Regions from separate parts of the Homo sapiens genome. Here regions 2 and 3 are each linked to region 1. The links are chromatin contacts, found by Hi-C or POLR2A ChIA-PET in ENCODE. All regions are on one chromosome and are shown on one strand. Each heading gives the region's core, a stretch centred on a gene start or an enhancer-like site at or near the end of the contact. The rest is flanking DNA. Distances are from core to core; before and after follow the strand shown. Region 1 has its middle 64 kb from the start of LINC02122. Region 2 has its middle 98 kb from the start of LINC02122. Region 3 has its middle 24 kb from the start of LINC02122.

What was found. A loop is a pair of places that touch in the nucleus more often than their neighbours do. ChIA-PET counts read pairs that join two places held with the same protein, here RNA polymerase II (POLR2A).
Region 2: a map of PC-3 shows a loop between it and region 1 (2.0-fold over the local background). The contact joins two enhancer-like sites. A Hi-C loop is called at or near these places in 1 of 168 maps with a recorded cell type or tissue (PC-3). POLR2A ChIA-PET finds 5 or more read pairs at or near these places in 1 of 52 experiments (Panc1).
Region 3: a loop to region 1 is called in a map of endothelial cell of umbilical vein, with 2.5 times the contacts of the local background. The contact joins two enhancer-like sites. A Hi-C loop is called at or near these places in 3 of 168 maps with a recorded cell type or tissue (breast epithelium, endothelial cell of hepatic sinusoid and endothelial cell of umbilical vein). POLR2A ChIA-PET finds 5 or more read pairs at or near these places in 1 of 52 experiments (A549).

The regions. Positions count from the first base shown.
Region 1 is chr5:74,166,271-74,168,970 of GRCh38, reverse strand. No RefSeq gene overlaps it. Among named protein-coding and RNA genes, the nearest start is that of LINC02122, 64 kb to the right of the region's middle. Within about 2 kb of position 1,355, at least 5 of the 41 ENCODE cell types and tissues checked have a DNase peak (open chromatin) inside an H3K27ac peak, as active enhancers do; they include PC-3 and endothelial cell of umbilical vein, where a contact is called at or near this core.
Region 2 is chr5:74,200,212-74,202,911 of GRCh38, reverse strand. No RefSeq gene overlaps it. Among named protein-coding and RNA genes, the nearest start is that of LINC02122, 98 kb to the right of the region's middle. RefSeq lists enhancers at 1,154-1,203, 1,224-1,293. Within about 2 kb of position 1,416, at least 10 of the 41 ENCODE cell types and tissues checked have a DNase peak (open chromatin) inside an H3K27ac peak, as active enhancers do; they include PC-3, where a contact is called at or near this core.
Region 3 is chr5:74,126,208-74,128,907 of GRCh38, reverse strand. No RefSeq gene overlaps it. Among named protein-coding and RNA genes, the nearest start is that of LINC02122, 24 kb to the right of the region's middle. Within about 2 kb of position 1,290, at least 3 of the 41 ENCODE cell types and tissues checked have a DNase peak (open chromatin) inside an H3K27ac peak, as active enhancers do; they include endothelial cell of umbilical vein, where a contact is called at or near this core.

The DNA.
Region 1 (2,700 bases), core at 106-2,605:
TAAGTGAGTCTTTTTGGCTAGAGAACTAGTCATTCTAAACTGCACATTATGCATGTTTTTAGATGGTGCTTGCACCTAAAAGCCAGCCTGGCAGGGATGTGGTCAAAATACATCCCAATGTCGTGTAATTGCCCTGTAATATACAAACATGGCTTTTGCTGTTACTGAATCAAAAACATACAAATTATCTTACAAATACTGTCATGAGGTCAGATCAACAGAAATAAACAACTCCTCCTCAAACCCATACATATCTCACCTCACAGCGCCTGTATACAGCTCCCATATTCATGGAGAAGACATGGTCCCAGCCCCCAGGGAATTTAGGTTCAAATAGAGATGACAGCCAATAAACAAGGAAGTGTGCGTTGTATGTGCATGTGTGTGATTAATGCAATGAAGGAAAAGAACATAGTGAACAAATGCTATCTTTCAAGAAGACTCAACATATTTCAGTTGTGTGCTACCCTGGGAGTTTAGACAATCTTCCAAAACTCATCACACACCTTTCCATAATGTCCGGTAAAGTTTTAAGTAGTTTCTTCAGAGATAACCTCCTTTAAATACCCACTCTGATCCCTTAAATACAATAAGGCTCACAAGACTGGAGCTGTCTGAGACTCCAACTATAATCTTCACCCTTCCAAGGGAAATGGGAAAGAAATATATATGCTCTTTTCTCAAAAACATGCTTATTGAACACCTATGATAGGTACAGCATACATGGTATTGCTCCCATGCTGGGAGCATCTACGTGAACACAGCCTCTGCTCCAGAGGGTTCTGAGAATCAGTCCACTGCCAACAGGCTTTCCAGAAGATAATCACACACGTGGCTTTCATTCCTTTGCTTACCTGTCCTCATGTGGTGTTTCACGTTTGTTTACTATCTGGCAGATACTTTCAGCATTCTGTTTGCAGAGGTAACTCTGTACGGCAGGAAAATGTCCTAGTTAGCATGTAACAAGAGTCTGTAATTCTTCCAGAAAAAAATTCTGGTAATGTTCAGATGAATATTATAGGTAATTAGAAGCATATACTCATCACAAAATGAAACTGACTGTAGATTGCAGACAGTAATCATTTGTGAAGAATAATGCAGTTTTGCCTCATTTGTGCAGATAGCATCGATGGGTGATGAGATTTTCCATGTATGTGTTCTAGGATTATCCTAAGACTTCAGGTCCAAAATATTCATCTTGACCACTTTAGATGAAATGATTTTAAAGATGTGATTTTGTATTTCTTGCCATTTTTACATCTAGTGACTAAACATATTTTATCTTCTTTTTGGTGACTCAGAGTCCTCACCGTGAGCATGAATAATTTTATTGTGCTACAGATAAACAATGACATCAGGGCCTGTTGAGTTATGAGCTGCACTGGGAAAATTCCTAAGTAAATGGTCTCAGGGCCTTAGATTTATTGAGCCTTTACAACTTTTCTAATTCTTCCCTAAATGTCAGGTTTTTACTTGTGACTATCTTGTGTTTGTCTCTAGGAACCATTTCCCACCCTCAGCCTTTTATTCAGGGAGTACGTTGTGAGCATTCACTGTGTGGCAGGGCTTGCTTCTATATACAGAAAAGACAATTAGATGGAGACCACAGTACAGAGGGCCTACTCGCATGGAGCATACCTGCTGGCGGGAGAGTCAAACAGCAAACAAGCCACAGTTAAGCAAAATAATTCTCCTTTGCTTTGGTCTGGGGCAGTGAATAATCACACTTACGAGGGCTAAACCTAAATTAAGAATAAATAGGATCTAGGCCAGGTGTGGTGGCTCATGCCTGTAATCCCAGCACTTTGGGAGGCTGAGGCGGGCGTATCAGTTGAGGCCAGGAGTTCGAGAGCAACCTGGTCAAGGTGGTGAAACCCCGTCTCTACTAAAAACACAAAAATTAGCGGGGCGTGGTGGCATGTACCTGTAGTCCCAGCTACTTGGGAGGCTGAGGCAAGAAGATCACTTGAACCTGGGAGACAGAGGTTGCAGTGAGCCGAGATGGTGCCACCGCACTCCAGCCTGGGTGATGGAGCAAGACTCTATCTCAATTTTTAAAAATAAATAAATAAGAATAGCTAGGATCCAAGAACCTTGTATGCTCAGAGTCCATTTCTGTTCACTTCTTAGCAACTCCCAAGCAATGGGACTATCAACTTCATGGCTCTTCAGAAATGCAGAGCTTTGGTATTTCCACAGAATACTGAACATAATATTGAAAATGGCTCAATGTCACTAGAAACAAATGGCCCTTTGCCTGCAACTTAAAGTTGAGGACAACATGGCATCTGAGAGGCTACAGAATTCAAATTCTAGCCATGATTTTCCTTCATCTCCAGATTTTGGTATCTAACTGCCAAGCCCACCTCTTTATGTACATGTCTCATGGCATCTGACACATAACATTTGATTCCACCCCCAATATTGCTTTTACCTTCCCAACCTTGGCAATAGCACTATAATCTTCCAAAAATCAAGAAATTATTCTCAAGTTCTATTTCTCAGCCCCTGCTCACCCAGCCCTATCCTACATCCAGTTAATGAGTGAAGCCTATGGATTAAAACAACAACAACAACAACAACAACATATATCCTGAGTCTGAATCAGATAATGACTCCCCCTGCTTGAGATCTATCAGGGCCTTGTTGTGCTCTTAGAGAAGAATACCAGCTTCCCACAGTGGTTTCAAGGCCTGATAT
Region 2 (2,700 bases), core at 167-2,666, 34 kb before region 1:
TTACAAGATAATTTTAGGAAATGTAGAAAATATTAATTTATAGTGCCTTAGAGACAGTCTGGGTCTGGGAATTTAAAATTGAATGGTGACATCTTTCCATCCTCTAATTTTATCTCTGCTATACCCACAAGCTTAAAAGTTGAGGCTTTCTGTGACTGTGCGGCATAAGAACAATGGGTTTTTGCCCCTTCTTTGTCCCCTGAGATGGCATTATAAATAGGCCCTGCCCCCACCAACCCTGCCTCCAGGATGGCAGCCTGTGAATGCAGAACGCCTATAGCCTTCTAGCCGTGTCTGTGGCAAGGGCATGTGCCAGTGGGGAAGCACGAGCTTTGGACCTGAGGACATCTGGGACAGCTCTTGGTGTCAGTGCTCCACCCATGCCTGGGTCCCTCTACCATTGGCAAGCACCTGTCTAGTCTCATCCCAACAACCAGCTTCTGTTTCTCTTAGCCAGAGAATTTCCATGCTGTAAATGACATCAATGACTGCTGGAACCAATATGTTAGCAGAGTAGGAACATACCTGGAAGTTTACATTTTGCTGGGAGGTGTCCTCAACTAAGGACCTACTGTTGCAGGGGTATAAATATCCCCGCTGTCCTGCCTCCTGACTGGATCACTCTAAAGACTGACATTGTCTTCAGAGCCTACTTTCAGGCCTTTCCCTGACATTGCCTGTTTACTTGGTCTATTTCCCTTCCTGGCACCATGATTTGTGATGTGAGTGCTAGAAGAGGATTCAGAATTTGATTTTAATTACTCTTAGTGTCATCTCCTGACCATGGACATCTTAAGTGGTTTTTGTCAGTGTTTACTTTGAAAAGAGAAGTCCTGTCTCTCCCAGGGCCACTGTCTTCAGAGCCTCTGGGTTGGTGACAGGCTGCTGGGGCTGGGGTTCCCATGGGGGAGATGAGGCTGAGCCCAGAATGAGAATCAAATGGCCCTGCATTCAGGAAACTCTCAGAATTTGTCACCTTATATACAATATCTGTAGTCAAATCCAAGTGATTCATTTCCTTTTTCTGAAGCCACAGAGCTATAGGGATCCACTCTCATGCTTCCTCCCTAGCCGTCTTCATTTTCCTAGCCTCCTTCATTTCACTCACTTCATTCTTCCTAAACACAGTGAGATTCTTTTAGGTCAGCTGCCCTCAGCCTCTATTCTCTGGGGTCTTTAACATCTGCTTTGGGTTGCTACTTCAACTCCTGAAGAACTCCCCTTTGCTGTTAATTATAAATGCAGGTGGTATAAATAACCATTTGAAATGAGTCAGAGATGACCTGATAAAGTCCTCTGCATTGAGCAGGCTAGATGGCGCTGGAAAGAGAGGCTGGGCTGAGCAGGTGGTAGGAGAAGGTTCCCTTGGGTACAGGAAGTGGGAGTGGGAGGGCCGTGTGCCCAAGTGGAAAGAGCATTTCAAGAACAGCTTTGGCTCAATTGTGGCCGCAGAATCTGGCAAGCACACCACAGGCTTTGTTGCCTTCAGTGCCAAAAGCCAAGAAAACCAGCCCTTGCTGGCCTTGGAGCGAGCAGGGAGAAGAAAAATCCGAGGAATACATTGTCTGACTGTCGCCGTGGACAAGTGTTCCCGTGCAAGCAGATGACCTCTTTCCCGGAACAAAGCTCCATGTTTTAATAGCAGAAATCTCCCAGAAGGAAATGTCAAGGTAAACAAGTGTTGGGGCAGATTATACAGCGGACTCCTCCCGTCTAGAATTCTCTTTTTGGAAAGTGCTCTCTGAAGGGTTGTAGCCTCTATAGCATGAGCCCCCACAAAGATGGGTTTCTGTCCTCCAAGGAAAAGCATGTCAGGTAATCCCTGATGGAAAGGGGAACTTCAGAGGAACATAGGGATAGAGCTTTATTCCCAAGGGCAAAGCAGGCGGTGGCACGGAACAAATGCATGGGACCTCAGGGAGCCCTTTGTTTAGAGTAGCACTGAGGTGCCTCTGTCCCCCTAGCCATTGACATAAAGGTCACAAACCCGCAGCATGACTTTCCTTCCCCTCTTTCCACCAGGATTAAGTTTAGTCTCAGGTCATGACTTCTAAAGTGCATCTGAGATACACACCACCTTGCCAGGACCAGATGCAGGTCAAAGAAGGGTCAATGAAGCAAAATCAAAACCAGAAGGTTTTCTATTTCCTTCAAGGACATTAACAAAGGGAGCACTGTTGCCAAAGGATATAATAGCAAATGTCAATTAGTCCTGGAAGCACATCTTACATGACTAAACCTGATGCTGTGTGGAGGCCACTCTTAACCCTCGCCACCACTGTATGTACAGAGCACATGCTGCACCTGTCAAGTCACCCTGTTTGCCCAAAACATTAACTGGCCCTTCCTTTGTTCCTACTAATCACTCCTAATTCTGTGTGTTGCAGCTGTATTGTCAGGCCCTTCCCTGCTTTATTTCTTAGGGCATCTATTGTTATTATTAAATGATTGTTTTTTTGTTTTTTTTTTTGAGACGGAGTCTCGCTCTGTCGCCCAGGCTGGAGTGCAGTGGTGCGATCTCAGTTCACTGCAAGCTCCACCTTCCAGGTTCACGCAATTCTCCTGCCTCAGCCTCCCCAGTAGCTGGGACTACGGTGCCCGTCACTACGCCCGGCTAATTTTTTGTATTTTTAGTAGAGAGGGGGTTTCGCCGTGTTAGCCAGGATGGTCTCGATCTCCTGACCTCGTGATCCACCTGCC
Region 3 (2,700 bases), core at 41-2,540, 40 kb after region 1:
AGTCCTATCCAATACAGTACAGAAATAGCCCAGTGAAGCTCTGCAGAGCCTCACCTTTGGGCAGGAAGACTACCTGGGGATGATACCCCTTACCCTCTTTCTGGCTGTCCCCAGGAGTCAGGAATATTAGGACTCTGGTCCTCTTCTCTCATCTGTCTCCCACCCCAGCTTAGGCAGTCATTGGCAATCAATCCATCAACTGGAGTTCGTCATGACACTGGGTCCCAGTTTAAATGCAAAGGACCATACTCTCAATCTTCCTCCATTGCTCTGCACTATGACAATACAAGAACCTGGAACACCTTTATAAATCAGGTATTTTAGAACTCAAAAGGCAGTGCATTTATTGCATTTATTGTGAATAAAAACTCGTGTAATAGATTTATCCTAACTTGCCATAACCCCTGAAAAAGGAATATATAGGAAGCATTTTTAGTGGTTCCTATACTTTGTTACATGTGCTTATATTAACCTTGGCAACATTTGAATAAACTTATTACATTAATAGTTATATGAATTTGATTTTAGAAAAATAACCTATCCTTGGAAGGGAAGTGTCATCACCTCCATGTAAACAATATTCCTCTGCACACAATGCCCTTTATTTTGGCAACGTGTCTTTCCTGCCATCTGCCTCGGGAAGCACTTGCCAGAGTTGCAATAATAATTGAGTTACAGAGGGAATTAGGTGTAATGGAGGGGAAGGAAATTGATTGCTTAATTTTTATTAACAGAAAGAGAAAATTGTGGCGTTCTGCCGTGAACAGAAATGAAACAAAGAGGAAAGATACAGAGAGATGACTCCAGGTGGCAGGAATGTTCCTGCACAAACAGGAGCAATCCTGCAGGGAGGGTAAGAAGAGGCCAATGCTAACCTAGCTGAAAGAGGCAACTGGAAGGGAAGCAAGGGGGGAAAAGTAGCCCTGGCTGAGCTGATGTGGCTTTGTGCACTGAGGAAAGGACACAGACACCTGGAGACTATTCACTTCTGCTGGGAGGAGTAGTCGAGCTCTTACTGCATTCTGCCTGTCTGAAGGTCAAGGACCACATCTTTGCCAGGCTGGGGCATGTGTGCGTGAGTGTATACAATGAGTGACTTCTGAGTCTTGCCCTCCCTGAATGTGACAGTGTCTCTGAGGGAACTGAACAACTATAAAGCCCTAGATGGATTAATGGAGGTCATTCAGACTTCACCAGGACTAGGCTGTATCCTCTAGGCAATTGTGTCCTGGCCCGTGAATAGCACAGGCTGCTGGAGCCGAGTTGGACCCCCCTCTCTGATCCTGGAGGGAGCCCCACTCCACCTTCCTATGAAGTCAGTTTCCTTCCTCTCTCAGGGTAGCTGCTGGCTCCGATAACCTGCCTGTGCCTCCCTGGAACTCACTGTAAGCTGGATATCAGTTTCACATGTTTGGTCTGTGGGATGTAGGAAGGAAGTGGACTCCCTGGATATTGGGTGAGAGGGGCAATTGGCTTGGGGAAAGAGGCTCAGATGGTTAATATTGCAGGATCATTCAGTGCACTTAAGGCTATGCCACACTGTCAATTGCACACAGAATGTGGCTGTGTTTGGTCTTCTGTGAGAGATGCACAGGCTTGAGTGTGGAGAGGAGAACTGAGGCAGTGCCTCCAGCCCCTAAGGATTCCAGTCCCCTGAGCTCCCTCCTGGCAGACATGATTCTGGGTAGTAAATTCCTAGGCTTCTCGACTGAGAACATTAACACAATTGTGAACAGACATGTTTGCTAAAGAAAAGGCCATAAATCACAATTTGCCTCCCACAGGAGAAAAACAGGAAAGAAGCATATAGCTGTACTCTGTATTTACTAATGAGGATAATTTGCATATGTTTAAATTATAACTTGGGGGAGAATCTAACTGATAAGGTAGAGCCCAGCAATGCAGCAAGGTAGATAATATCTATAAAATGGGGTAGGAGGAAGTTAAACAAATTGGACACATGCATCTGATACACTAATAGATAAAAGTAAAGTAATGCTTTCGAAGTCTATTTAAACATGTGAAAATCTTCACGACATAAAACTTAAGAGGATTTGAACTGCTGGCATACAGTATGAACCCAGTTAGGCTAAGTGAAACAAAGATAAATATAGGTAGAAAAAACATACAAAATGTTAACACGGGCTAAGTGTGAATGATGGGATTCTGGGTGTTTATTTTCCTCCATGAACTTCTGATAATCCAATTTTTCTAAAATGATCATGTGTTACTTAAGAATCAGCAAATCTTTAATGCCATTAGGTCAGAAATTTTTTATTACCAATTTTTGGAAAGAGGTAAAGAGCAATGAAAGAGGAAACTTATTAGATTGCAATAGTTTTGAATCTGTAGTTCTGTTTCACATAGTTACCTGTATGATTCAGATATGATTAGGCTTCCTGGGGCCTGGGTGTTTATAGTGCTCTTCCTGATACTCTGTTACTATCAGGTTCTCCAGTTCAGTCGGTTTCCTTTGGTTTTCTGAACATGACCAGGTATGCAACTGGATATTTTCCAGACTAATGACCTTTAGAACATCATTTGTACATGGTTCTTACTTACAAACCATGCCATGACTTAAAACATATAGTTTAAAATGCTGGCCATTCAAGGTTGCCTTCAGCCAAGACTTCCCTGAAATGTTTACTGTAGAGAACAACATTGAATTTGTGGTTATAGAGTTTTACCTCAAAATGTAAT